Regions from separate parts of the Homo sapiens genome. Here regions 2, 3, 4 and 5 are each linked to region 1. A link is a contact called in ENCODE Hi-C or POLR2A ChIA-PET data. All regions are on one chromosome and are shown on one strand. The core of a region is the stretch at or near the end of the contact, and the rest is flanking DNA. Distances in the headings are between cores, read along the strand shown. Region 1 holds the start of ATP5MC2 (ATP synthase membrane subunit c locus 2). Region 2 holds the start of SLC61A1 (solute carrier family 61 member 1). Region 3 holds the start of MYG1 (MYG1 exonuclease). Region 4 holds the start of HOXC4 (homeobox C4). Region 5 holds the start of ZNF740 (zinc finger protein 740).

Evidence for each region. A loop is a pair of places that touch in the nucleus more often than their neighbours do. ChIA-PET counts read pairs that join two places held with the same protein, here RNA polymerase II (POLR2A). Pooled maps may share reads with other maps.
Region 2: a loop to region 1 is called in a pooled map, with 5 times the contacts of the local background. The contact joins the promoter of SLC61A1 here to the promoter of ATP5MC2 in region 1. A Hi-C loop is called at or near these places in 7 of 50 pooled maps. POLR2A ChIA-PET finds 5 or more read pairs at or near these places in 3 of 52 experiments (activated CD4-positive, alpha-beta T cell, activated T-cell and naive thymus-derived CD8-positive, alpha-beta T cell).
Region 3: a loop to region 1 is called in a map of CD4-positive, alpha-beta memory T cell, with 9 times the contacts of the local background. The contact joins the promoter of MYG1 here to the promoter of ATP5MC2 in region 1. A Hi-C loop is called at or near these places in 3 of 168 maps with a recorded cell type or tissue (CD4-positive, alpha-beta memory T cell and naive thymus-derived CD4-positive, alpha-beta T cell), 1 of 37 single-sample maps with no recorded cell type and 9 of 50 pooled maps. POLR2A ChIA-PET finds 5 or more read pairs at or near these places in 2 of 52 experiments (H1 and activated T-cell).
Region 4: a pooled map shows a loop between it and region 1 (5-fold over the local background). The contact joins the promoter of HOXC4 here to the promoter of ATP5MC2 in region 1. A Hi-C loop is called at or near these places in 2 of 50 pooled maps. POLR2A ChIA-PET finds 5 or more read pairs at or near these places in 2 of 52 experiments (B cell and OCI-LY7).
Region 5: a map of CD8-positive, alpha-beta T cell shows a loop between it and region 1 (6-fold over the local background). The contact joins the promoter of ZNF740 here to the promoter of ATP5MC2 in region 1. A Hi-C loop is called at or near these places in 1 of 168 maps with a recorded cell type or tissue (CD8-positive, alpha-beta T cell) and 10 of 50 pooled maps. POLR2A ChIA-PET finds 5 or more read pairs at or near these places in 2 of 52 experiments (A549 and HEK293).

Annotation. Positions count from the first base shown.
Region 1 is chr12:53,673,492-53,678,985 of GRCh38, reverse strand. ATP5MC2 (ATP synthase membrane subunit c locus 2) reads left to right here and starts at 2,903. Exons shown (of 5, transcript NM_005176.7): 1 at 2,903-2,933. RefSeq lists enhancers at 2,412-2,641, 2,752-3,201.
Region 2 is chr12:53,249,340-53,255,001 of GRCh38, reverse strand. SLC61A1 (solute carrier family 61 member 1) reads right to left here and starts at 2,907. Exons shown (of 2, transcript NM_032889.5): 1 at 2,734-2,907; 2 at 596-2,184. The coding sequence starts at 2,166. The coding sequence ends at 814. RefSeq lists silencers at 2,585-2,634, 2,645-2,924 and enhancers at 2,390-3,061, 3,195-3,244.
Region 3 is chr12:53,297,822-53,303,432 of GRCh38, reverse strand. It overlaps MYG1 (MYG1 exonuclease), which reads right to left and starts at 3,738. Exons shown (of 7, transcript NM_021640.4): 1 at 3,480-3,738; 2 at 3,171-3,283; 3 at 240-399. The coding sequence starts at 3,695. It overlaps PFDN5 (prefoldin subunit 5), which reads right to left. Exons shown (of 6, transcript NM_002624.4): 4 at 5,509-5,583; 5 at 5,283-5,388; 6 at 3,983-4,164. The coding sequence ends at 4,088. RefSeq lists enhancers at 3,514-3,693, 3,764-3,823, 3,634-3,928, 3,834-3,933, 3,974-4,063 and 1 more.
Region 4 is chr12:54,052,082-54,057,044 of GRCh38, reverse strand. HOXC4 (homeobox C4) reads right to left here and starts at 3,210. Exons shown (of 2, transcript NM_153633.3): 1 at 2,684-3,210; 2 at 1,015-2,195. The coding sequence starts at 3,122. The coding sequence ends at 1,840. RefSeq lists a cis regulatory region at 2,919-3,419 and enhancers at 3,996-4,155, 3,451-4,432, 4,433-4,963.
Region 5 is chr12:53,179,382-53,185,007 of GRCh38, reverse strand. It overlaps ZNF740 (zinc finger protein 740), which reads right to left and starts at 4,286. Exons shown (of 7, transcript NM_001004304.4): 1 at 4,171-4,286; 2 at 3,016-3,331; 3 at 1-117. The coding sequence starts at 3,024. It overlaps CSAD (cysteine sulfinic acid decarboxylase), which reads left to right and starts at 4,083. Exons shown (of 17, transcript NM_001244705.2): 1 at 4,083-4,276. RefSeq lists silencers at 3,269-3,563, 3,917-4,216, 4,507-4,596 and an enhancer at 4,259-4,817.

The DNA of each region.
Region 1 (5,494 bases), core at 1,654-4,153:
TCCTAAGAAAGGAAAGATCAATCTCATTTCTTCGTCACCACTGGGCAGGGAGGCTGCCAACCAGTCAGAATCTGCCACTCACAGTCATTAAAAAAACTGGCCAATCAGTCCAACCTTGTTATATGGTCTGGTAGGAAAAGAAAGGGACTGATTGGAAAGGATAGTTCTGTCTCCACACCCTTTCCTTCCTGGACCCCGGTTTTCCCTTTGTGAAGTGAAAGAAGGACCCTTCCCCAAGCCTATAGTTAAGAAGATCCTCCGACCCTCAGCTAAGCTTCTCTTGGATCTTTTGCTGTCTTCAAATTCACCCCTCCCCTTACAAACCTCCTTTTTGGAGCCTCACTGCTCCCTTGCGGATTTGATTTCTTGCTTCAAGCCTCGTAGTAATAGTCCCAGGATTCTCAGCCTCCCCTCAGATCTCCACTCACCAGCAAGTAAAATAACTTGTTTTGTATGACTTATGCAGGTGAAAACGTTTTTAAAGTGTAGTTGAGTCTCTTTCAGGAGATACTATCTCAAGGACCTTGCAATAAACAGTCCATATAGGTAGCAGTGCAGAATTGAGTTGCAATGCCCTTAACTATAGAAGCAGTGATGATGATGGTGATGATGGTGGTGATGGTGGTGGTGGTGGTGGTGGTGGTGACGATGATGATTTTAATGCTAGCAATTACTGAACTCTTACTGGGTACCAAGTACCTTGCTAAAAGCTTCATATGTATTATCCCAATATTGGCTGTGTGATAAGTACTATTATTCTTCTCAATTTACATAGGAGGAAATAGATTTAGAGGGGGTTAAACAGCTAGCTCAAGATCACACAGCAATTTGGGAACCCAGATTTGTCTGAACGCAGAACCCATTATTCTATGAGGGCAAGGGAGTGTTAAACATCGCAGGCTGTAACAACTTTTGGAAAGAGCCAGCTTTAGCTTCCTCCCAGGCCCCTTCTCTGATCCTCCTCTGGGATTGTTAGCCATATCTGAGTGTCTAAATTGTCGCAACAGCTGCAACAGCCGTTTGGGGGTGGTGGCTCCTAAGAACTGTGGACTTTCTCTGCCACTGAGGATGTGAAGCTGACAGCTTAAAAGAATTCCGTTTTGGTGGGAATGGAGATGTCTGGAGACCTCAGGGGATAAACTTGTGTCTTTGCTAGCCTGTCTTTCTCCTAACAGCATCTCCACAGTGCCTGGCACCACTTGGTACTTGATAAATACCTGTTGATTGATTCCCAAAGATCCCAGTTCCATTTCCCACGTACCTGCCCGCTCGGGGCGCAATCAACAACTAAAACTGGAGATTTGGGGATTTCAGAGGAACCTGTGAGAATCCTGATGGAGCTGGAAATGCGAATTTAGGAAAGACAGGCAGTCTACCACCCTCCTCTTCTCGCCCGCTTCTCCTATTTCTCCCCACTCCTTCCCCTCCCTTTCAGGAGCTCAGGGCCATAAAAATGCAGATGGAGGATCGGTGTGAAATAACGGGCCCATATAAATCCCTCTGCCGCCCGCCTGCAAGATGGATTGGCCGCATTGAAATTCCTCCGCGAGGATAATTAAACTCGGGGCCTCATCCGGGCAAAATTACATTCCTGTAATGGCGTCGCTCGGGGTCCCGGGAAATTGCTCCGTGGGCTTTCAGCGGCGGTTTTTATCGCCGGCCGGGGTGTGCCTGTCTGCGGCTCGCCTCTCCTCCGGGACCGTAAAGCTGCTGCCGTGATTTATCCTCCCCTTCTCCCAAATCCGATTAAATGGAGGAGCTCGGGGCCGGGGCGCCGCGGGGCCCGGGAGCCGGGAGGGGGCGGCGGGAAGGACGGGGCCAAGGAGGGGAGGACAAACGGCCCCTCAGAGAGTGGCGGATTTGCCTTTATTTACAGCCGCGGCTTTCTTTTTATTTTTTATTTTTTATGGGGTTTGGTGAGCTTTTCCCGTCTTTCTCGTGCTGCGTTCAAGCACGATGCAGGGACGGCAGGGGTTTGGAACTGGATAGGCCTTGTCGCCCTGTTCCAAAGGGCAGGGCAGGTCCTGTCTGGGAGACAAGGAGGCCTAGGAAAGATGAGGGCCAGGAAGCCTCCCCCACCTCCTTCCATCAGGGGAAGGGCGAGCGAAAGGGGAGAGAAAACCCACGTTCAGGAGAGCATGGGGGCGGGAGGGGAGGGCGCTGCTTATCCCAACTCGCGTAGTTGAAACCTGAGCAGAGGCTCGGGCAAGCCTGGAGTGACCTCGCAACCTTACAGCGGGTCGCAGGTGCCCGTTATTCCTAGACTGTCCCAGGAGCCAGGAAAGAGGGATTCGGATCATATTTAACCCTATCTTCTGGCTCGCTGATGCTGCTTCTCTCATGGTTTATCACCGGAATGGAAAGGAGGAAACGGGGAGTGGGGGAAAGGGCGAAGCCACCAGAAGCAGCTGCGGCATTTTGCTGACTATTCGCCCATGGAGCCGGTTTGCCATCCAGTGATGCCAGAGTCCCGGCGCGACAGAAAGCAGGACTCCCAAGATCTTCCTCCTGCTGCATTTTAGGCACTGAACCCCAATCCCGACCGTATGTTAACACTGAATTCTGAGTAGGAGTTTTGTTTTGGCAGTGTGACGACTGCGCATGCTCGGAAAGGGGACGCAAGTCCGAGATCCCAAACGCGGTACAGACCAAACCGCAGTCCACGTTACGGATCGGCTTACTCCGCGGAGTTGGCCTCATTTCTGCAGTCGGCGCTCCCTGTAGTTTCTCCTCTCGAACGCCAGGTGGAGCAACCGGCCGGATACCGCCACAGCCCTGGCAGGCGGCGCTGTGATGCCTGAGCTGATCCTGTATGTTGCAATCACTCTATCCGTGGCTGAGCGACTCGTTGGCCCGGGTCACGCATGCGCTGAGCCTTCCTTTCGCTCTTCCCGCTGCTCCGCCCCTCTCTGTCTTCTCTGCAGTGGGAGCAGGTAAGGCCTTGGGACCTAGAGCCCTCTGTGCGCTGCGCACGCGCGCGGGACACCTCACCTTGCGCGGATGCTTTGAGGCGCTTACCTTGCGTGCTCCCACCCTGGTCCTCTCGCCCTTTCTTGCTTCCGCTATCCCTTAGCCTTAGAGTTGGCTCTTCCGCGTGCCGGTGACCTCCAACCGCGCGGGCCTGGCGCCATCTTGGATGTCTCGCAGGGGGAGGATACCTTGGAGCTGGCCAAAGTTAGATCCTGGAGTGCTGCTTTTCACCTGTTCCACCCAGTCCCTGCAAACACTCTTTTCTCGCCCTCTGGCCCTTTCAGATTGTGACAACCCCCAGGCTCTCCCCTCCTATCTCTGCTTTCTCTTCTCATCCTGACTTGTGCCTTCTTTATTCTGAAATCTCCAGACTTTAGGCCCCAGAACCTCAGGTGCTCCGAGCAATGGAGATAGTGGATCGTCTAAAGTCACCAATCCCTCTAGTCAGCACCCCTCAATTTAAAAAGTAAACCTTGAACATGGTAGAAGTGGGAAAAAAAGCCAAAACATCGCCTCCCGTTAGGTTGTGGCTTGGGATAGCTAAGGCAGAAGAGAGAGGCTGGTTGCTTTGGAATCACTAGTTATTTACCAGTACCTTTCTCGCATCCCGGCACGCTGGTGAAGTTGTAAAAGTCACAAATGGTGGGCTAGAGATGAGGGTTTCTGTTGAGGCAGCAGGCCCAGAAAGGTGGGGTAAGGCCAAGCTAGTGGGGCCAGCATGAGACCCTGCCTGCCAGCTTTCCTGTGAAGGATTAATTAACCTCCCCAGATTCTGCTGTTACAAGGAAAAGAAGGTTTAAGGAAAGGAATAGTTAAGTTACTACCCCTGTGACTCATCTACACTGAGGAAAAAGCCCGTGATGATTTTGGAGTCCTGATTCTGGATAGTGCCTTTGCCCAAGTTGTAGGCTAACAATTGCAGAGTTGCCATGGTTAGATAGCCAATGGTGGGATCACTTAATTGCCACCCCTTGTTGTGGGTTTATTATATGCCAGCACCACATTAAACTCTTTATGTATGTTAATTTGTAAATGAACATACTTAATCCCCCTAAGAGCTGCATTTTACAAAGAAGATAATAAGGTATAATTCCCTTAGAAAAGAACCACCCCTTCTTTTTCTAAAAGCCTTAAAGAACTATTGGATTTTGACCCAAGAAAACCTGAATAGTACGGCAGCAAAATTGGGTTAGAGTTACATATAGGCAAAAATCAGAGTTCTAGATAGGACAAGAGTTGAAGACATCCATTAACTTAAAAGTAATTAAGGCTGGGTGTGGTGGCTCACACCTGTAATCCCAACACTGGGAGGCCAAGGTGGGAAGATCTTTTGATGCCAGGAGTTCCACAATAGCCTGGGCAAAAAATAAATTAAGAGCAATTAAGATGTTGGATTCAGAAGTGTTTTAACCTGGGACAATCTGAGTTCAGTTCATTTAATGAAGTGGTATTTAATAGCCCTAAGCATTCACTGAGTATTTCAGCCTGTGACATATTAGAAAGCATGTAACTTAAAAGATCCAAGTTCAAGTCTATCCTCTACCACTACCACAGTTTCAAGACTGGGTTTAGGGTCACGCTCTTGCGTTAAGTATACCTAATAATCATCTGGGAAACTTGTTTGAAATACAGGGCACTTGAGCCTTATTCCCAGAGATCTTTTTTGTTTGTTTATAGACAGGGTTTCACGTTGTTGCCCATACTGGACAACTGGCGTGATCATAGCTCACTGAAGCCTCCAGCTCCTGGGTTCAAGCAGTCCTCCTGCCTCAGCTTCTGGAGTAGCTGGGACTACAGGTGCACTTCCACCTCACCTGGCTAATTTTATGTTTTGTAGAGATGAGGTCTTGATGTTTGCCCAGGCTGGTCTCAAACTCCTGGCTTCAAGTTATCTTTCCGCCCCAGCTTCTCAGTGTTGGGATTACAGGAATGAGCCACTGAACCTAGCTCCCCCAGAGATCTTGACCAGGAAGGTCCAAGTTGCGCCCAAGAATATGCATTTTTTAATACGTACACCACCCAGATAATTCTAGTTCAGATGGGCTTCTCACTTCACTTGGAGAAACCCTGCCTTTAGGTTTTTAACTCACCTTCTGTTTGAGGTAAGTTCACTTCTACCAACTTAGATACCTATAGGGTGTCAGATCTTCTTTAGATCTTGGGGAGACACAATTTAATACTTTTTTTTTTTTTTTTGAGACAGTTTCCCTCTTGTTGCCCAGGCTGGAGTACAATGGCGCAATCTTGGCTCACCGTAGCCTCTGCCTCCTGGATTCAAGCAATTCTCCTGCCTCAGCCTCCTGAGTAGCTGGGATTACAGGCATGCACCACCATGCCCGACTAATTTTGTATTTTCAGTAGAGACGGGGTTTCTCCATGTTGGTCAGCCTGGTCTCGAACTCCTGACCTCGTGATCTACCCGCCTCAGCCTCCTAAAGTGCTAGGATTACAGGCGTGAGCCACTGCGCCCAGCCACTAATACCTTTTGGATAGACTAATAACAGAGTTCCTCCTTGATCTTCCT
Region 2 (5,662 bases), core at 1,658-4,157, 420 kb after region 1:
ATGTAAGCAAGGGTTCTGCTTGACAACTGGGGGGAGTGCCTGTCCCACAACAGAGGAATGTGGAGGACCTAGAAGCCTCAGGCCCTTCCCACACAGCTCTGCTGAGAGCAATTCCATAGTTCTCAGTTTGAACTGGAGACAGCCTTGGAGAAGTTAGAAACAGAAAACTTTTGCTGATAATCCCACCTCAAAACCTCTAGCTGGGCTGGGCGTGGTGGCTCATGCCTGTAATCCCAACACTTTGGGAGGCCGAGGTGGGTGGATCACCTGAAGTGAGGAGTTCGAGACCAGCCTGGTCAACATGAAACCCCATCTCTATTAAAAATACAAAAATTAGCTGGGCATGGTAGCAGGCACATGTAATCCCAGCTACTTGGGAGGCTGAAGCAGGAGAATTGCTTGAATCCGGGAGGCGGAGGTTGCAGTGAGCCAAGATCGCGCCATTGCACTCCAGCCTGGGCGACAGAGCAAGACTCCGTCTCAAAACAAAAACAAACAAAACAAAACAAAAAAAAACTAAAAAAAAAACCTCTAGCTGCCCACTCACCAGAAACTACTGATAAGGCTACAGGTAAGGATGAGTAAATCAAATCAATGATCATTTAAAAGTGTTTATTTTCTAAATGGGAGTAACACAGAGGGAACTTTTGGCACCTTCTTTCCAGTCCATCACCCCCATCATGTCCTCCCAAACACAAAGCAATGGCAGGAGAAACCACAGGACAGTCACAAAGTCAGTCACAGAGAGATCTGTACAATCCCGGATAGCTGGAATTCAAGAGTCTGTCCCAGCTATCTTGTCCTGGAGTGGGGTTACAGCTCAGGGGCATAGGGCTCCTCAGTAGGTGAAGGTACCCGCAGCTCAGCATCATGCCTTACCACGGTGAAGAGTCCCACCACTGCCAGCAGAGCCATCACCATGACAGCAGAGCAAATGCTGAACATATTCCGAGTGCCTGTTTTTCGATCACTGTCATGGAGGACAAGGAGCCCTAGGCAAGCCAGTGAGTGCAGAGGTACCCGGAACCAGTTGAGTACACCAGCCTGCTCTGTCTCAGGGATCACCTTTCTCCGTAGGAAGCTCATGCTGGGAAAGTATAATCCACAAGCCAACTCAATAAGTAGAAAGGCTATGAAGGACTCCACCGGACTCTCCTGGCCTGGGCTGGTAGAGAAAGTCAACATGAAGAGAGAGAAGACGACGATGAGCACAGCAAGGGACAGCAGGTGCATGGGCTGAAGGTGGTACCTCTTGGAGGTGGCGATACGGTACAGGGAAGAGCCAAGCAGGCTGGCTGCCATGAAGCTGGAGAAGATAATGCCCAGAGGGGCCCCGTGTGGGTCCAGCACAGGTGTCCAGAGGAAGACAAAGATGAAGATGACACTCTCAAATAGAGCTTGTATGGTGCCCAACAGCAGCACGCGGCGGTCCGACAGGAGGCAGCGCAGGCCTCCAGCACAGGTCCTTGAGAAGGCACGCTGCCGGTCATAGTTCTCCCCCCAGTTTCGAAGGGCCAAGGCCCCTGCCAGAGCCAGGAGAGGGATGGCAGCCACAAAGGGCGCTACAGGCCCCAGCCCTATCCAGCTGGCTACAGCCTCAGCTGCCACACCTGCCACTACAGCCAGCACATGGTTCCAGAAGGCAGCTCGAGCAAAGGTAGCTGGGATCCACTCAGCAGGGAAGTCATGCCGTTCCACGTGCTCATGGATATACCAGGCCTCGAAGGCTGAGAAGAGCAGGGCTGTGGACAGCCCACCAAGTGCTCGCCCCACTAGCAGCACAAAGTAGTCTTGAGAGAGTTTGGTTAAGCAGCATAGTGAGTAAGTCAGGGAGAAGAGGACACAAGAATTCTTGCGACCCAGCCAATCCACAAGGGAGGAGGCCACTAGGCCAAAGAGGACTGTAGAGGCAAGGCCACAGACATAGAGGATGGCAATTTGACCTTCCAGGAAGTAGTAATGCTGGTAGAGTTTATAGAGGTAGGGGGCCTGAAGCCAATCAGCTGCCAGGGCCAGGAAGTAGACCTGATAGAAGTCCAGTTGAAACCGAAGGAAGGAGGGATTGCTGCAGGCCCTTCCAGGGGGTTTAGCCCGGCATCTTGACAGTTCCAGCCCCAGGCAGGAGGCCAGGAGGCCTACAAAAGCAAGGTAGGCAGTCACCAGCATGGTGGGCCCCCGGACGACCTGGGAAGAGAGGTGGGAGTCAGAGCCATATCCATCCTTCGGGCAGCACGGTCAAGGGGCTGTCTTAAGCAGATGGCAGCTCCACCCAACCCCGCTGCCAACTCCACTCCCCAAGATCTCAGACCGGAGGGACCAGTTGGGTGGGTGGGAGGAGTGGCCACGCCAAAGCTGTCTCCTAGGACACTGTGGGGCAGGGAGGGGTAAGAAGACAGGGGAGAGGACTGGGCACTCAACCCATCCTTGCCTGTGAAGAGGGAGTCCCTTTCAATAATCCCGCTCCCGCAAATTCTACTGCCCTTTCCCACAGCAGCTCCCGTACACTTCCTTCTATTACCTCCCGTCCTCGCTGCGGAGCCTCTTTTTGCCCTCAGTGTCTCATCCTCTGTCCCGGGCATCCCTCCCACCCGCGCAGGCCTCTCGAGTTGCTTCAGGGTCATGCGTGTGCATCTCAGAGGCCCACTCCTCCAGGTCACTGGCACCCCACTGCGCCCCCTAGCCCCTGCCCAGCCCTGCCACATCCACTTGCACCTCGCCCAGACTCCGCCTCACCTGCTGCCCCGGTCTGCGGGGACGCCCCGGACACGTCCGGCTCCAGGCCGCCAGGCCACCCTCCCCGCTGTGGCTCCGGCTCCGGCTCGGGTTCCAGCAGCGCTCCCGCCCCTCACAGCCTGCTTCCGGGAGCCGGGCAGGCCTCTGGCCGCCGCCATGATGGCTTCATCACGTGACGGGGGCGCGGCGCCAAAACCCCGCCCCGCCCCGCCCGCCCGCCCTCCTTCCCTTACCCGGGCGCGGAACTCCTGACGCCTGGGGTGGGTCGGGAAGGGGCGACCATAGGAGGCTGCGGTTGCTTCTCCTGGCCTGGCCTCGCTCGCTGCCATCCCGTGACACCTGCTCCTCTGGCTCTTGGATGCCTGAGGGGCCACCCTGAAATAAGTGCCAATTTTCTTTTCTTCCGTGCAGTGCTCGGGAAAGATGCCCGCAGTCCGGTAGAGCCAAGGGTTGGAGCTTCCTAAGGAACAGCACCGCTGCCCGAAGCCGAGAAGGTCTCCTTGGTTTGCCTCCTCTCCCACTGCAGTGACCTCCATGCAAGAGAAGCCAGTATGGTCCAGACACCTGAGGGAGGCGGTGTGGTGTAAAGAACTTGGAGTCGGGCTGCAGACAGACTAAGGCGCAGTCCTGCCCCTGTCACTTACCAGCTGTGTGGCCTTGGGCAAGCCGCATAACTTCCCAGTGTCCCAGTTTCTTTGAAGTCACAGGATAGCAATGCCCAAATAAAGAAGGCTAAAGTTCAGTGGCAGCATGGGGTTAAGAACTTCAGCCTTGGAGCTTAATTCCCTACCTTCTGCCACTTACAAGCTGTTTTACCTTGGAAAAACTATTTAACCTCTCTACAGCTTCCGTATCATCTCCTCAAGAGCCTCCAATGACTTCCCATCTCACTAAGGGTAAAAGCCGAAGTATTTATAATGGCCTACAAGACCCTCTGTCCTCTGACCCTCTGCCACTCCTCTGACTTCATCCCCTGCTCCTCTCCCTCCCATCTATGTTGGCTACCACCAGGGCTTTTGCACACTGTTCCCTGTACAGTTCTTCTCCAAGATATCCACGTGGTTCCCCCCCCCACCTCCTCCAGTTCTCTGTTCAAATGTCACCTGATCTTGGCTGGGCCTGGTGGCTCATTCCTGTAATCCCAGCAGTTTAGGAGGCTGAGGCAGGCCGATCAGTTGAGGTCAGGAGTTCAAGATCAGCCTGGCCAACATGGTGAAACCCCGTCGCTAGTAAAAAAATATAAAAATTAGCCAGGCATGGTGGTGGGCACCTGTAATCCCACCTACTCGGGAGGCTGAGGCAGGAGAATCGCTTGAACCAGGGAGGCAGAGGTTGCAGTGAGCCAAGATCACGCCACTGCACTCCAGTCTGGGTGACAGAGCGAGACTCTGTCTCACAAAAAAATAAAAAATAAAATAAAATTTTAAAAAATGTCACCTGATCAGAGGGGCCTTCCATGGCCCTCCTGTTTAAAATAGCAACACCACCACCTCCAGCACAGTAATCTACCTACTTTCCTTCCAATTTTCTATTCTCTCTGCTGCTTTTACTCTGCAGTACACTATGTATTTTCCTTGTTTATTTATTTACTATCTTGGCCAGGTGTGGTGGCTCACACCTGTAATCTCAACACTTTGAGAGGCCAAGGTGGGTGAATCACTTGAGGCCAGGAATTTAAGACCAGTCTGGCCAACATGTCGAAACCCCATGCCTACTAATAATACAAAAAATTGCTGGGCGCGGTGGCTCACACCTGTAATCCCAGCACTTTGGGAGGCCGAGGCGGGCGTATCATGAGGTCAGGAGTTCAAGACTAGCCTGGCCAATATGGCGAAACCCCGTCTCTACTAAAATTACAAAAAAATTTGCTGGGCATGGTGGTGTGCACCTGTAATCCCAGCTACTTTGGAGGCTGAGGCAGGAGAATTGCTTCAACCTGGGAGGCAGAGGTTGCGGTAAGCCGAGATTGCACCACTGCACTCCAGCCTGGGCAACAGAGCAAGACTCCGTCTCAAAACAAATAAACAAAAAAATTAGCTGGGCCTGGTGGTGCGCGCTTGTAATCCCACCTACTCAGGAGGCTGAGGTACGAGAATTGCTTGAACCTGGGAAGCGGAGGCTGCAGTGAGCCAAGATTACACCACTGCACTCCAGCCTAGGGGACAGAGCAAGACTTCGTCTCTAAGTAAATAAGTAAATATTTACTATCTCTTTCCCTACAGATTTTTATCTGTTTTGTTCACCTGTATTCCCTATACTTAAAGCAGTCATTGATAAGTATTAATCATAAATATTCCATAAATAGTCTATGAATAAATGAATAAGTTATGTAAATTACTATCAAAAGTACTGGCCCATATTAACATAATAACACTTATCAGTTATTATGTACCTAAGGAGTTTTAAGAAGGTTTAGTCCAACTGCTGTAGGTGAATTATCTCATCTGACTGACAACAATCCATACAGTAGGTACTAACCAGAGTTGGAAAGGTTAGGTAACATGTTTAGAGTTACATAGTAAAAGGCAGTTAGAAGCAGGACCCAATCTTTCCAGTTCCAAGCTCACATAGTTTCTGCAATTATACTAGTTCACCTACTTGCGCAGCAGATCAGTCTTTTTTTTTTTTTATTTGAGACGGAGTTTCACTCTTGTTGCCCAGGCTGGAGTGCAATGGCGTGATCTCAGCTCACTGCAACCTCCGGCTCCCGGGTTCAAGCGATTCTCCTGTCTCAGCCTCCCAAGTAGCTGGGATTACAGGCATGCGCCACCACCCCCAGCTAATTTTGTATTTTTTAGAGACAGGGTTTCTCCACGTTGGTCAGGCTGGTCTCGAACTCCCAACCTTAGGGGATCCGCGCCCGGCCTGTTGGTTTTTTTTTTTTTTTATACTAAAGCTTAGAGGTAGGGTAGGAGGGTTTGGGATTACA
Region 3 (5,611 bases), core at 2,489-4,988, 380 kb after region 1:
TCAAAGCCCTTCCCCATATATTACAGCATCCACTTCTCACAACCACCCCAGGATGTAGACAGGGGAGGTATCACCATTCCCTTGTGAGATGAGCCTGACTGAGGGAGAGGATGAGTGTTGGGCCTGCTATAGGCCAGGAACCCTGACCCGAGGCCCAGTGCTGAGTGCTGTGTGAGCACTGCTCCCAGGCGGCCTGCTGGAAATGCATGTGGGGGGCATCTCTGTCCTCAGGTCCCCACCTTGTCATAGAGGGTGCCCACCATGCTGTCCTCTTCACTAGTGCCCAGCAACTGGGCCAGCAGCTTGTGCCCGAAGTGCAGATAGATGAGTCCCGCACTGCTCAGCTTGGTCTGCCACGGCTTCCCAGGGGACAGGGAGCTCATGGTCTCTGTGAAAGACCTGAGGAGCATAGGGAGGTGGGGCTGAGGTGAGGGACCTTGGCTAGAGTCTCCATGCATTCATTCAATGGTTAACTCAATGCTTCCTATCTGCCACATTTTATGTTTTATTAGACATTAAGGATAAAAAACCAAGACACTGTCCTTGCTTTCAGATTCATCTGCCGGAGGCCGACAAACACAACCCCCTGAGTACTCTCACTAGACGAGACAAGGGAAAGGAAGGAAGGGATGAGGAAAGGGTTCAGAGGAGAGCCTTCAGGTCAGTTCTGAAAGATGAATTAGTGGGTGTCCACCAGATAGACAAGGGGTGAAAGAGAAAAAGCATTCCAAGCAGAGAGAACAACATGAATGATGGCTGAGAGACAAGTGTCTTGATGGAACTTCAGCAAAGGCAGCTCAGGTGTGAGAAGTGAATGGCAAAAGAAAAAGCTGGAAGGGCAGGCAGGGCCAGACCATCGGACTTTATCTGTGGGTAATCGAAGTCATTGGGGGATTTTAAGCAGGCAGGTGCATGTTACAGCATTGCACCAGCCAGCATGGAGAACAGATGCAAGGAGATTACCTGCAATGGTTCAGGTGAATAAAGAAGGCAAGAATTTGAACAGCAGTGGGGCAGAAAATAGAGAAAAGATATAACAGATGTTAGGGAAGCAGAAACTACAGCCATGATTTCTAAATACCAGTCCATCTCAGAATTACCTAGGGAGCTCCATTTGTTAACTGACTTTTATTATTAAATATTGAGTAAATACAGGCTGGGCTCAGTGGCTCACACCTCTAATCCCAACACTTTGGGAGGCCAAGGCGTGATCACTTGAGGTCAGTAGTTTGAGACCAGCCTGGCCAACATGCTGAAACTCTGTTTCTACTAAGAATGGAAAAATTAGCCGGACATGGTGGCACACGCCTGTAGTCCCAGCTTCTTGGGAAGCTGAGGCAGGAGAATTACTTGAATCTGGGAGGTGGAGGTTGAAGTGAGCTGAGTGCCACTGCACTCCAGCCTGGGCAACAATAGCGAAACTCCATCTCAAAAAAAGTAAAAATAAAAAAAATGAGGCTGGGCATGGTGGCTCACACCTGCAATCCTAGCACTTTGGGAGACTGAGGCGGGTGGATCACCTGAGGTTAGGAGTTCAAGACCAGACTGGCCAACATAGTGAAACACTGTCTCTCCTAAAAATACAAAAATTAGCTGGGCGCCTGTAGTCTCAGCTACTTGGGAGGCTGAGGCAGGAGAATCACTTGAACCCAGCAGACGGAGGTTGCAGTGAGTCGAGATCACATCACTGCACTCCAGCCTGGGTGACAGACGAGACTCCATCTTAAAAACAATTTGATAAAAGGAAGTGGTCAATAATGCCAAGTGCTAAAGAGATCAGTTGAGACCCTTTACCAGCTCCCTGGTTTGGTGCTGAGGTAACTGGTGCCCTTCTGCCGAGCAGTTCCAGAGAAGACACTGGGAGAGTGGGCTTGAGGGGAATGAACTGGAAAGGAACAGGTGAAGCCACGGTCAGCTGTTTTTTGAAGGGTGGCTGAGAAGCAAGGGTGAGAGCTTAGGCTGTAAATATTGGGAGGGTTTCTTCCTGACATCATTTATAATATGTATGCTAAAAAAAGAAAAAAGGAGAGAGACTTAAAACATCATAATCCCTCTCTCCAAGATAATTACTTCTCGTGGTGTGGTATAATTGAGGGAGGGTTTTGTTTTTACACCTGTGTTTCTTTTCAAGATGGAAGATACTTGAGAAGGGTTTTAGGCTGTAGGGAAGGAGAGGCAGAGACACTAGTGGAACTGTGACATGAAATCCCAGAGGATAGGCCAACAGTGGCTCACACCTGTAATCCCAGCACTTTGGGAGGCCAAGGCGGGGCAGATCACAAGGCCAGGAGTTCGAGACCACTCTGGCCAATATGGTGAAACCCGTCTCTACTAAAAATACAAAAATTAGCCGGGTGTGGTGGTGGGTGCCTGTAGTCCCAGCTACTCGGGAGGCTGAGACAGGAGAATCGCTTGAACCTGGGAGACAGAGGTTGCAGTGAGCCGAGATCGTGCCACTACACTCCAGCTTGGGCGACAGTGGGAGACTCCGTCTCAAAAAAAAAAAAAAAGAAAAGAAAAAAGAATCCCAGAGAAGAAAGTAATAGACTGGAAACAGGACAGAGGATTAACCTCCAATAGAAGGGAAGAAATTTCCCTTAGTTGGTAGGAGGGAGCTGAGGATGTTTGAGGTGGGAGACTGAGGAAATGCTCAACTTCTTTTGAAAAGAGGCAGGGACACTCAGTTTGATGCGGTAGAGGCTTGAGGGAGAAGAAAAGGATTGGAATGGGCTACCCTTGAGCAAGAAGGATTTCCCTTTGGAAGGGTGTAAATGAAGTAGAAAACTTCACACATCTGAACTGTCACCAACTGCCACAATCATGTGGGCCCAGCAGTTAGGTGCAGCAGCAAGGGCACCAGAATGGATTAATCACAGATGGGTTTATTTAGTTGGGGTGATGAAGTTGCTGATGGAAAAAAAGCCTTGGCTAAGGAAGGAGATGAGATAAGGGGCCTGAGGGACTCCCTGGGAACCAAAGGAGGTCCCAGGCCAGGGAGATGGGTGAAGAACAGGCAGGGCCGGAAGGATGATGTAGTCCTAGTGGGAGTTTGATTTCAGTGATGAAGCAGTTCTTTTCGCTGACGCGGACTACGGCAGTGGATGGCTGAATTGGAGCACAGAGGAAAGCTGAGGTCAAGGAAGTTAAATAAATGGTATCTGAGAACCTACCTCTGGTGATGGTCATATCGGTGTCTCCGAGGGTCGTACTCGCCCCCCACGTCCACCACGATGTCACAGGAAGCGAGTTTTTCGGGATCCCGGGTCCGCACAATCTCTGCATCCTGCGAGGTACACAGGGGTGAAGGGGCTGCCGGGTGTCGCCGGGTAGGGGATTAATGCTGGACTTCAGGGAGGCAGGAAGGGTAGGAAGGGTGCTTGGGCTGCCGGGCGCTATCGGAGTGACCCTGTTGGCGGAATGCCATCCACCCCGGAGGCATGCATGCACGCAGTCCCAGGGTCACTTTTCGCGGACCGTACCCGGTACTCCGGCAGGAGGCGAAGCAGTGCGCATGCCAGTGCCTCGTCGCAGTGGAAGGTGCCATTGTGCGTCCCGATTCGGGGCGGTGCCATGAGTTTGCTGCGGGATCGTTTTGGGGGCGGGACGGACTCTGGACCGAGCATGCGGTGCCGGGTATACAGGGGTGGCGGCGGCAGCAGCAGCGTTAAGAGGCCGCGCAGGAATTGGTGTCCCATAAGCAGCTCCCTGCAGGGAGGCAGGAGCGCCGACCCGGAAGAGGAAGCGCCAGCGCAGCCCCACTTCCGCTTGCCAACCGTTCCCTTGGCAACCAGCTCTGCAGAGTGAGCAGCAGCAGACTCCCAGCCTAGGATTTCTTCCAGCTGGTCAAAGGGCCCTGCGATGGAGCCTCCAAGAGGCGCATCGCATCACCCCTGCGCATCAGGCTCTGAGACGGGGCCCACACTCTCGACCACACCCCCCATCTCATCACCAGTCCCTTGCTTAATCCAAGAAAAGACCAACATTCTGCCCAGCTGGCACATTTATTGGCATTAAAACACAAGACCCTTCCCATCACCAGGAAGCCACGCCCAAAGGGTGTCCCTCTGCCCCATTTCTGCAAAAACTCTCAGGCCTTAGCAGTAGCCTGAGCTGCCCCCAGGGCTGTGAGCTGCTGAATCTTCTGACTCATCATTTCCATGACGGCTGTGGAAAAAAATAAGAGTCAAAGGTTAGAAGCAAAAAGGAGAACCTAGAGTTAAGGAGAAGTGACAGGCAAGTTTAAGGACAGGCGACCGACTAACTACAGTTTGTTAATAACCTTTTTTTTTTTTTTTTGAGACAGAATCCTGCTCTTGTCACCGAGGCTGGAGTGCAGTGGCACGATCTTGGCTCACAGCAACCTCCGTCTCCCGGGTTCAAGCGATTCTCCTGCCTCATCCTCCCGAACAGCTGGGATTACAGGCATGCACCACCATGCCCGGGCTAACTTTGTATTTTTAGTAGAGATGGGGTTTCACCATGGTGGCCAGGCTGGTCTTGAACTCCTAACCTCAGGTGATCCACCTGCCTTGGCCTCCCAAAGTGCTGGGATTACAGGCGTCAGCCACTGCGCCTGGCATTGTTAATAAAACTTTAACTCAGTGATCCACTGTGGGGTCACTAACACAAATTTAGGGTCTACAATGCATCGGTCAATATGCTAACACAGCTGGGTGTGGTGAGAATGAGACTCTTCTCGGAAAAAAAAAAAACCTGCTAACCAAAGATATAAAAACGAACACAATATGGTATTAAATGAGTCTGACATAATCAGAAAACTATGATGGGGAAAGATTTTTACCTTTGGAACACTGGTTCTGAATCCTGATTATAACAGAGGGGAGCTTTTTTAAAAAAAAACAGACCTTGGTACAACTTCCCCTCCTTTGACTTCCAAGTTGATTTAGTCAATCTGGAATGGGCCCAAGCTTTCTTTTTAAACTTCCTGAGTGATTCTCATGTGCAGTCGGGGTTATAATTGCTGGTATTTAGTTCGTTTGGATCATGATTCCTTCCTGTGTGTTCATCTCATTCCCCCATTCCATCGTCATTAAATAGGAGCTCCACCAAAGCACAAACATGATTTCCTTCCTCTAAATTTCTCAAACGCTCAACCCAGGAATCTACAGATAGTGATTATGCAATACACAGATTCTAAAGATGCCAAAGAGAAACTAAGACATAGTTTTACTCCAGCAAAGGGGACACCCCCGTGGTTCACACTGCAATCCATGTTCCTTATTATGGAGATAGGGTCAAGAGGTGCCCCAGGAAAAACTTACCCTGTTTCATGGCGTGCTTCTCCTGAAGAGCTGGTTGGATTTTCTCCATCTGCTTGGTTAGAAAATCTATCTTCCTCTTGAAGAAGTCCTTGGCATCCTCAGCTGTCTACAAGATCAGAGGTGAATAAGGGGCTAAAAGGAGACTCCCTCTGGCCATGCTGCGCTCTAGAGCTTCCCCTGAATTTCCCTTCCCTGTTTAGAGGGGCATCCACATGCTCTCACTCACCTTCTCTACATAGTACCCAGTTCCCACATCGATGAGCACGTGTTCCACATCATGCAGCTTCCCAGGGACATACATCTGAGAAGCAAGAATTAAGGGAAAAACT
Region 4 (4,963 bases), core at 1,961-4,460, 380 kb before region 1:
TCGTCCGAGAAGAAGGTCACCAACAGCCCTCCTCCCACCTTCTCCTAACAAACAAGCAAAAAATTAAGCAGGCCTTGCTAGGGCCTGGATCTCAGGACCAGAATTATTTGGGAGCCTTTGGCTTGAATGTATTCAGGTAATCCAGGCAAGATTTTTTGTTTCTTTTTTAGCCCCAAGGAAACAAATTTATTTAATTAATTTATTTCTTTACAGCCAGAGAAACTTGTTCAGGCTATCCCCATACGCTGCCAGGACCTGGGAGGTTATAGGAAGAGAGGGTGGTCCTTGACTCTCCCTAAGTCTCTTCGCAACACCTGGCAGGTCCATAATAAAAGTTAGAGAATAAAAAGGTAAAAGTCTTTTATTATCTCCAGGCATCAGCCTTTGAGGCCTATCCATAACAAGGGTACCTCCCAGGCCTCTGGCCAGTCTTTTTTCCAAGCCTAAACAAACAGAGAAGGCATCCTGACAGGTGACTTTGCTGCTTCAGAGTCACCAGCTCAAAACCTTCCTTCTTTTAAGAACTCAAATGTTGAGGGGATGTCTTCCTTAATCCCTCATCCCAAAAGAGCCCTAAAAGATGAAAGAAAACTATTCTCCTTCCCACTCCCTAAACTTGCCCCCTTGTCTACAAAGTAGGCAGGCCTACTCAGCACAGAGGAGGGAGAAGGGAAGAGAGAGAAAAGACAAAAAGAAGAAACTGTACCTAACTATAGAAAAGTGAGACACTCCCCACCCTCAGCTCCACTGAAGTGCCCCCAGAGGAGTCTGGTCTCTCTGCAGACTCAGGGGGAAGGAAGGGGACTGGAGAAATCAGCCTTAATCTTCCACATCCCCTCTTCTGAAGATCCCATACCCCAACCCCCTTGCTTGTTCTTCTAAGGACATTGGAAGACTAATGGAGAGCTAAGATTTGTGTGTTTGTTTAAAGTAAACTTAGGCAACTATAGAGAAGATGGGATGTTACCAGGCCAGAGAGGGAGGGGAATAAAAAGAAACCATCAGACATTGACGTAAAACTAATTCACATCCACTGGTTTATTATTGATCACGGGGCATTTCACATCGACACTAAAATTCTTTATTGCAAGTTTTACAATAATCAAGTAAATTCAGTCCAAAAACACAATAACCACGATAGGGGTGGGGAGAGATTCTACCTATAGACTGCCTCTCTGAACTGAAAGTTCATTTTGATTTTCTTTTGGCTCCTCAAACTGAACAGCTCTGAGAGGCTCTCCAGATGCATTTAGCTTTGTCTGCTGTCTTCGCCCCCTCTCCTCCCACACCCCCCCCCAACAATAATACAAAAGAACTTCATAGCTTTGTTCTCCTTAAAATGACTTCCCCCTCACTAACCTCCCCTGGTGCATTTTCAATGCAAAAGGCCTAAGGAAAGAGGGGGGGAAGGAGGAGGAGGAGAAGGATGAGAATTGGCTTTAAAATTTCTTTCCTTTTTTCTTTTCCTCATTTCCCCTGAAATTCACCCAAGCCAGACCATCACACCTTGCAATATATAATTTTTGCAGCTTTTTTTCTTAAAAAATAAATAACCCCCCAAAATGGCCTTTTAAAAAAAAACACCCAGCAGGTACCATGCTAAGACAACATCACATGCTTAAAAGGGTCCTTAACAGTGGGAGGGAGAGGAGGGCAGGGGGCTTGTTTGTTTATCTGTTTTGTCTGTTTGGAACTGACAAGGGACAAGGTGAGAGGAAGAGAGAAAAGAACCTATATATATATATATATATATATATATTAAATTCTATAAATAAGAGTCAATTTGTGTGTGAGGGGAGGGTGGGGGCATGGGGTGGGGGCAGGGGTGTGAGTTATGTTTTATAACCTGGTAATGTCCTCTGCCCGTTGCTGCTCCGGCGGCGTGGCGCTCTGGGAGTGGTCTTCAGAAGTACCCGGGGTAGCTGCCGAAAGGGTGCTGGGCGCAGCGCCGGCCGGGGGTGCTGACCTGACTTTGGTGTTGGGGAGTCGGTGGTCCTTCTTCCATTTCATGCGACGGTTTTGGAACCAGATTTTGATCTGCCTCTCAGAGAGGCACAGCGAGTGGGCGATCTCGATCCTTCTCCTTCGGGTCAGGTAGCGGTTGTAATGAAACTCTTTCTCTAATTCCAGGACTTGCTGCCGGGTATAGGCTGTCCTCGAGCGCTTGGGTTCCCCTCCGTTATAATTGGGGTTCACTGGGGGGAGGGGAAAAGCAAATAGTGGGGTTCAGAGGCAGCAGGCTCCCCGCCCCCCACCCTCACCCCATCCTCAGCTCTGAGAAACAGGAGGAGGGAGTGGTGGAAATAAAGTCATCAAGCTTAAATGGGTTATAAAGAAGTTGAAGGAAGCTGAAGACTTTGTAGTGTAATAAGAGGGGAATCCTCATTGTAACGACACTGAATTATTTATGCGCCCTTAGAAAGCGAGCATAGTTTTCACACATACATAACAGATCGTAGCACATGGCTCGGACTGCCCAGAGTAGCTAAGCCATAAAATTTATGGGGGATGTAATTACCCATTCTCGCTCGTAAATCCAGTTCAATTGTGCTAACCCAGAGTCGCTCCTGGAGAGAGAGGGGGAAGGAGAGAAAGGAGGACGGGGGCCAGAGGGGGCCGAGGAGGGTGGGGAGCGCTAGGGAAGAAGGGAGGGAGGGGGGGAGCAAAAAGCAAAGTTGCCTACCCGTGCTAACGTGAATTTTTTTCATCCATGGGTAGACTATGGGTTGCTTGCTGGCGGCGCTGGAGGGATGGTCGGGGGCTGGCTGGCTGCAGGCTGGCGGGGCTGGGGACGGGGAGGCGGAGGCGCCTGAGAGAGGCGCCGGCTCGCAGAGCGACTGTGATTTCTCGGGGTGGTGGTGGCCCGCCTGGGCCGGCCCGTGGCCTCGCGAATTGCCGGGCCCCTGGAGACTGGTGCAGCTATACTGGCGCTCAGGGTAGCTAGGGCGCGGAGGCGGTGGTGGGTACAGCTCCTGGTGGTGATGCTGGAATCCCGATTCCCTGGTCCGGCCGTAATATTCCGGACTGTGTTCAGGGATGTAGCTATTTTGCGAATATTCTTCGCATGGAGGAAATTTCGGATCGATGTAGTTAGAGTCCATCAAATACGAGCTCATGATCATTAATTTCTGGAGTGGAAAATAATTTTTCTCGCTTTGTCGTTTTTCTGCTCCATAAAGCCCTCCTACTAGCTAGCGACCCTGTAAAGTTACTTTCACCATGTGACTCCTCCGGCCAATCACACGGAGCAACCCAGTCCCCGGATAAGGAACCGAATCGCTTTATTCAAAATGTATCCAATTTTTTTGTGTGTGTGGTGGTGGTGGTGCTGGGAGGCGGGGGTGGGTGGTGATGTGGGGTTAGCTAGCAGAGGTTGGAGTGCCCCCAGTGCACATCCCGCCAGACTGACAACCCTCCCCTGCAAAAGGAGATGGGAAGCTCCCGGCTCCCCTCCAAAGCCCGGGCATTGGGGGACTGTCGGGAGGCAGTGATTCAGCCCCCGCCCAGGGTCTCCCCTCAGGCCTCTGCTGGGCCCCGTGGGCCTCGGCTCCTGAGCTTTTCCAGAGGTCTCCATTCATGGCGATCGTGTCTCAGTCTGTGTAGGTCACGGGGCAGCGCCCCTCTTTCGCAGGAAGAGGAAGTTGAATGAGGACTGGAGTGGATGTTGGATGGGGAGGGGCCCAGGCTGAGCCGAGGAGGCTGGAGAGCCTGGAGTGCCCCCCATCCAAGGATACCAGAGTCCAGCCCCTCTTCCCCATACACACTCACCCAACCCTCTGGCCATGCGGCCGGCGAGGCAGGGTCCCAGCTGGACCAGGCAGGTAGAGGCAGCGGGATGCAAATGATTCTGACGTCATTTCTGGAGGTCTGGGGGTTGAGCCCCCGCTGAAGAGAGACAGGAAGTGGTTGGCAAAAGCAGAGTTCAGAAGTCTCGCCTTCCCCTGCTACCCACTGACCCTCCCTGCCCCAGCCCCAGAGCAGAGGATCTCTTCTACTGCTGGCTTCTGTTTCCACTCCCCATTCAGCCCGGCCTGCTATTTTCTGACAATTATCTCCAAGGAGCTGGGGCAAGGAGGAGAGCTTTCTGCCAGGAGTCAGTGCCCTGTGATGGTGCCCAGCCAAGATCCTGAGAGTTCTTTCTCTGTCCCCACAGAGGGCAGACCTAGCTAAGAGGGAGGCCTGTGTGGGTAGAGCCTGCTTGCTTCTGGCTAGGAGCTGTATCCATGTAACACGTGTGTTTACATGTAAACACGAATTCCTAAAGGCCAGCTCCAGGCTGCTTTCCAAAAACGGAAGGCTAAGCTCACCAAGTTGGGGAGGCACGGCCAGCCTTTGGGGTCTCCAGCCCATTCACACCCCCTGCTCTCTCTCTGCCACCCACTCACAGTAATACTCTGATGGAGGGGGGTGACAGGGCCGTAGAGGAGGGAGGGGGCCAGGAAAAGCTGCTTTCCTAACCACCACCCCCCCCCCCCAGCTAGGGGTGGTCCTGTCATGCCACCGATTCCAATTAACTGATCGCCCATAACTCAGAGTTGCGGGGGGTAGCGGAGGGGAGAGCCCAGGGAGGGAGCCGGGTCCCCTTGTTGTACTTGATAACAATTATAGTTTAAAATCATAGCTTGCCAGGGCTCAGCTATATTTTACTTGATAACAATAAAAGTGACACATAAAGTTAACTGTTTATGTTTTATTTATTAGACTAAATCTGCCAGCGGTGGTAGGAGCGCTTGCCTCGTCGCTACAGCTTTTATAGGGCTGTAAAACGTCATAAATCAGTCTCGCGGAATCGCCCGCACTCTTTGTGTCGGCGGCGGCGCAGGGCTGGCGGCCGCTGGCTGCCTGCTCCCTCCTTTCCACGAAAAGTCGTAATGTGATTTTTTTTCCCTCTGATTTTATTATTATGATCGCCGCCGTGATTAGTCAATCTACCTTTAATTCGCCGCCCTACGCTACCTCCTCC
Region 5 (5,626 bases), core at 3,037-5,536, 500 kb after region 1:
TGCCCGCTCGCCATTCTCGGCCTGCTTGCTGGCAATCTGGCTCAGCATCATCTTCTTGCTGGCTGCAGTGGGAACCAAACTCACACCTGCTAGGCCTTCACAAGCCAGGAGACTTGCCTAAGTTGAAAGGAGATGAGGTGTCAGGTCACCTGGCAGGGCAGGGCAAAAACAGACTGCCATCCTCTATAGAACTACCTTTTACACCCTGCTACAAACTGCTTCTCTCCAGGGAATGTCCCTCCTCACTGCCAAAGCCTTGCTTCCTTCAAGAGTCCTCCCTAACTCATCTCACCAGGAACGACTTATCTTGTCATCCTTCAGCATTTAAATATAGATCAAGTAAATAATCAAGTATTACTGACACCTTTGTCATCAGCACTAGGCAGTGTGTGGCTACATATTTCTTTGAAGGTATTTCTAGGCCTTAACTGTGAGTGGGTATGAGGTTCCATCTTGCTAACCCACTGACACAGGAGATTCCTTCAGGACCTTCCTCCTTCCTCCCTCAACAGCCCTCAGCTGGGCCGAGTGCAGTGGCTCACACCTATAATCCCAGCACTTTGGGAGAATGAGGCGGGCGGATCACGAAGTCAGGAGTTCGAGACAAGCCTGGACAATAGGTGAAACCTTGTCTATACTAAAAATACAAGAATTAGCCAGGTGTGGTGGCACACACCTGCGGTCCCAGCTACTCGGGAGGCTGAGGCAGAAGAATTGCTTGAACCCGGGAGGCGGAGGCTGCAGTGAGCCGAAATCGCGCCACTGCACTCCAGCCTGGGCAACAGAGCGAGAATCCCTCCGTCACTCACACACACACACACACACACACACCCCTTAGCTTCAGAGCGCGCGCGCGCACACACACACACACACACACACACACACACACACACCCCTTAGCTTCAGAGCCCACTTTTGATTGGCAGATCTTGCTGGTGCCAACTGTATTTTCTATCGGTTTGTTTCATTTTTTGCTTGTTGGTTGAGACAGGGTGTCACTCTGTCGCCCAGGCTGGAGTGCAGTGGCACGATCTCGGCTCACTGCACTCTTGACCTCCCTGGCTTAAGCGATCCTTCTACCTCTACCTCCTGAGTAACTGGGACTTCAGGAGAATGCCACCACACCCGGCTATTTTTTTTTGTATTTATAGAGACGGGGTTTCACCATGTTGCCTAGGCTGGTGTGGAACTCCTGAGCTTAAACAATCCTCCAGCCTCAGTCTCCTAAGGTCCTGGGACTACAGGCTATTTCTCCCTTTAGATTTTAAACTCCCTAAGTATTTACCAATTGCAACTGATATGATTTTTGGAGTTCAGCATTTCTCTTGACCTCTTAGGCCATTTATATGTGTGCTTGTATGATCACATTTTTTTTCACATTCCTTGCTCCATATATAATTTAAACAATTACTTAAGTAAGGTATGTTTAAGTAAATTTCCAGAAAACTGCTACATTCTTCAAACTGACTTCGGTTAGCCGGCATTAAAGAAAATACTTTTCTTACTGAAAAAAAAAATTTTAAGAAATCGTTGGTCAGCAAACTCACAAATTTATGAAGAAATTCCTTTTAGATGATCAGTACGTTCTGGGACCCCTCCCTCCACCTTCTGGGACTTTGGAGTGAAAGATCCAGAGTTAAAATCTTAGCTCAGCTGTTTGCACTCTATAATCTTGGGCAAGTTATTCCACCTTTGCAAGCCTTAGTTTCCTTACATGAAAAATGCCTGTCATAATGCTTATCCTTACAGGGTTGATGAAAAGTAAACTAAGACGTAAAACGCTTAACAGTGTCTAGCACAAAGTTCAGTCCTTAGTGGAAGGCAGCATTCTCAGAAGACTGAATACAATGCTGAGAAGTGGGTTGCAAAACACAAAGGAAGAAGAAACTGACAGGCTCCTATTCTATATGGAAAGGAGGAAGCTGTGCATTCAGAAGCAGCTGGAGGAAAGCCAATTATACTACAATCAGACTGCCATCCTGGTGAGACTGGTAGGGAGGTTCCCTAGAAGCAAGCTGGGAGAAGCTCTGGAGATGTGTGCACATAGCTATTCTACTCAGATGACTACAACAGCCTATCTGCTCATTCTGTCTCTCCAGTCCATCCTCTACCTCCACAATAATGACCTTCTACATAACACTGATCTGATGCTACTCTGCTGCTTAACTTAGCGAGGCATAAAAGGCCTTTGGGTTACACTCTGCTTACTGCAGGGAACAACTTCCTCACCTATCACTGTCAATACTACCTCCATAACTATCCCCATTTAAATCCCTTACTCCGTAACTATCAAACAACCTGCAGTACTCGGAACCTCATCACATTTTCCCATGACTCTAAGCTCCTGCCCATGCTGTTCCTTTTGTCCAAACACCCTTCTCGCTTGTTTAGCAAAATCCTATGCATCTTTCAACCTCCATCTTCTTTTTCTATCCAAGCAGAAGTACTGTTCTCTCCTATGTACATACCCCTATTATTGCACATTCCTCAATCAACAGATTCAGAGTCTCTACTACTAGCCAGCCACTATACAAGGCATTGTGAATATAAAAATAAATGGCTTTCCATCCCTCTCCCGACCCCAACTAGCCTGGAAGCTCACTGGGGACAAGGACAATCGTATTCATCTTTGTATTCCCAGCACAATGCCTTGCATGCAACAGGAACTCAATAAATTCCTGTTGGAAAAAAACAAAAGAAGCATTCACCGTACTATTCACTCCCTTACACCCCTCAGCACTTAATGTACCAAATGTAAACTGAGTACACGTTGCTTTGCAAATGTCCCATCAGTGCCTGTGATGCAGTATAGCCTACCTCCTTCATTTGACTGGAAGCTCCCTGAAGGCAGGGGCTGTGGCCTGTCTCCTTTCCTTCCTCTAGATCTCCCCCTGGTGCTTAATACAGAGCTTGGATCACTGGGGTTGGTCAATATGTTGACTAAGGCAGCATTCAAGAGTGAAACTGCAAACAGGCTTCCCAGTTATCTTGGAGGAGGACTCTAGAGCTTTTTACCTGAGCCATGCTGATTTCTCACTTAAGGCAACCCAAAAGTTCAGGAGTTCCTAGGTCCACCTTTCCTTGAGACACTGTCGTTTTGAAGAACTGTCACCAAATCACGGTAGCGACTCCTTCGTGTCCCATCAGTCCTGTTGCCATATTGAACTTTGTCTTCAAATAGAACTTAGTGTCCTCCGAAGAAAAGATAGGTGTTCCAAGAATCCCTGGACTCTGCCTGGCTCCTGCCTATTGTCTGAAGAAAAAGAGAGTCTACCAGTCTTGGTTTTCCAGTTGAATTCTCTTGATGAAGCTCACGATCTGTTTCAGAAACCTGAAACCAGAAAGGAAGAGGGGGGCTGCTAAATGCAACATCTTCAGGCCATTACAACGTGCGATATGAATTTTTTTTTTGCTGGGCGCTCTCTGTGAAGCTCAGAACGAGGACATGAGTCAAGAAGAGTTTTCTTTCTAGGTCAATAGGAGGAACTGGTCTCCTGGGCAAGGAGTGGAAGCCAACAGGAGCAAAAGTAATTGGGGCCTCCTATGGAGGAACTCTGCCAAAAGGAAAGTTGCTTGGATTTGCCATCTCAGGAATGGAAGAAGGGGGCGGAGACCCTTTGGGGCTTTTGTGCCCAGTGGGCCGGCCCGAAAAGCTCGCACTTTACAGAGGCGGCAAGACTAGGGTGGAGGAAAGCTCAAGGGCCATCGCTGGGTGCTTCGGTGGCGGGCAGAAACGGGACTGGCAGTGCCCACACGTGTGCGTTCTCCCCGTCCGCCCGAAGGTAGGGAAACTTGCTGCGGAGGTGGAGGACAGGCAGGCGAAGCCCGGCGCGGCGTGTCGCCCGCCTCGCTCCGGCCAGCCAGCCTCTGCACCCGCTGCACCAACCGGGAGCAGAGCCGGAGAGTGCCGAGAAGCGCGCGAGATGCGTGCTCGCGCCCGCGTCCCCTCCGAGAGCCCTCTCCCGGGCCGGGGACGCGGCGGGACGCGCGGGCAGGGGGCGGTGTGCGCGCACGGCCTTTCCCCTCCCTCCCCCGGAGATCCCCCTCCCTTCGCCACGCGCCCCTCCTCCCCTCCCCTCCCCCTTCCCGCGCGGCACCCCACGGCTTGCGAGCTACTGAAGCGCTGCCGTCTGTACGGACGACGCTGCGGTCTTTGGGGCTTGCTCCTACCTGCCAGGCGCGGCCTCCCGCTGGCTCCCTGGCCGCGCGGCGCCTCCTCCAGGCCCCAGCACACCCTGCCAACCCCACCGCCGCGGCTGCCCCCACCGGGACCGAGGCAAGTTTACAAACACCAACCCCGGCCCGTTTCCCCGGAAGCACTTCCCCCTCCCCCTCGTCCTCTCCGCCGAGCGGCTGCATCCACTTCCGGGCTCGGCAGCTAGACTAGCGGGGGCAGCCTCAGAGCGGGTGAGCTTGGGGACGCACGGAGAGGTGCAGCTGGGTGAGTGGGCGGCGCCGTGCGCCGAGGGCATGGAGGAGGGAGCGCTGAGGCCGGCGCGTGCGCCGTGGCCGGGGCGCGCCCCGGCCGCCATCGAGACTGAGGGCAGGACCCTCGGCCCTTCGATGATTGTACGCTGGGTGCTCGATGGGAGGAGGGTTTGCTGGGTGAGCTGGTTCAGACTCCTTGAAAAATCATCGTCACTCTTTCTTCCTCGCGGACGTCCTGCCCATCGCTCTGAGCCGGCGCCCCAAGTAGAGCCAGAGTAGTTCGTACCCAGCCTTTTCACGTAACTCGGCCGAGGTGGTTCTTCTCCGAATTTTTTCCGTCAGGCCCAGATTAGCAGATTTTGGGGTCAGCTGGGAGAGGCGTTAACTTTTCTTCGCACACTCTTGCTTTGTGCGCTCAACCACAGTCTGAATTCTCGCAGAGGCGTTCCTTGAGTAGCCCTTGGCCACACTGCTCACCTCCCTGCAGAAGTCAAAGCCCCAGCCCTCCTCTGCGAATCCCGAGGCCAGCCTGGTTGGTTACCTTCTCCCCTTCGCCCTTTACTCCAGGCCGTCCAGCATCAAACACTAGCCTCCACACGTGGAAAAGACCCTGACTCCCACAGTAGACTAGTCTTATGGGAGTCCTGGCTCTTGGGCCAGGCTGCATTAGGAAAATGGAAACCAGACTGTCTTCAAATTCTTCTGCCTAGCCTTAGCCATTAGAGAGAGGTCCTGCTAAAGATGGACTGCAAATGCGCTTGATGGAAGGAGATGTCAATTCCACTGAAGTCCTCATTTCTGCTGTAGGTGATATTATGTCGTGACTTTAGGAGAAGTAATGGTGATACCAAAAGAAAAAAAAAACTGTATGATGAAAAAAAGACAAGGATTCTCAACTTTTTTTTTTTTGTAGACAGATTTCATTTCCCTGAGCCACTCCATGATTTGGGCCATTGAAAGTACGTTTTTTGTGTTTTAGGATCATTCTAAAATAGAGACAAAATGGAGAAAGAGAGAGATAAAGAAACATCACCAGGAATAAGTCTTTTAAATCTTTTTTGAAAATTAGCTCCTACTTATTTTACAAATCGACACAACGCAAAAGTATAAAAGACACAAAATGGTTATTCTCCCCCTCTACTTATCCCATGCTCCTGAAGGGAATCATTCTTACCAGTTTGGTATATATGCTTTTAGG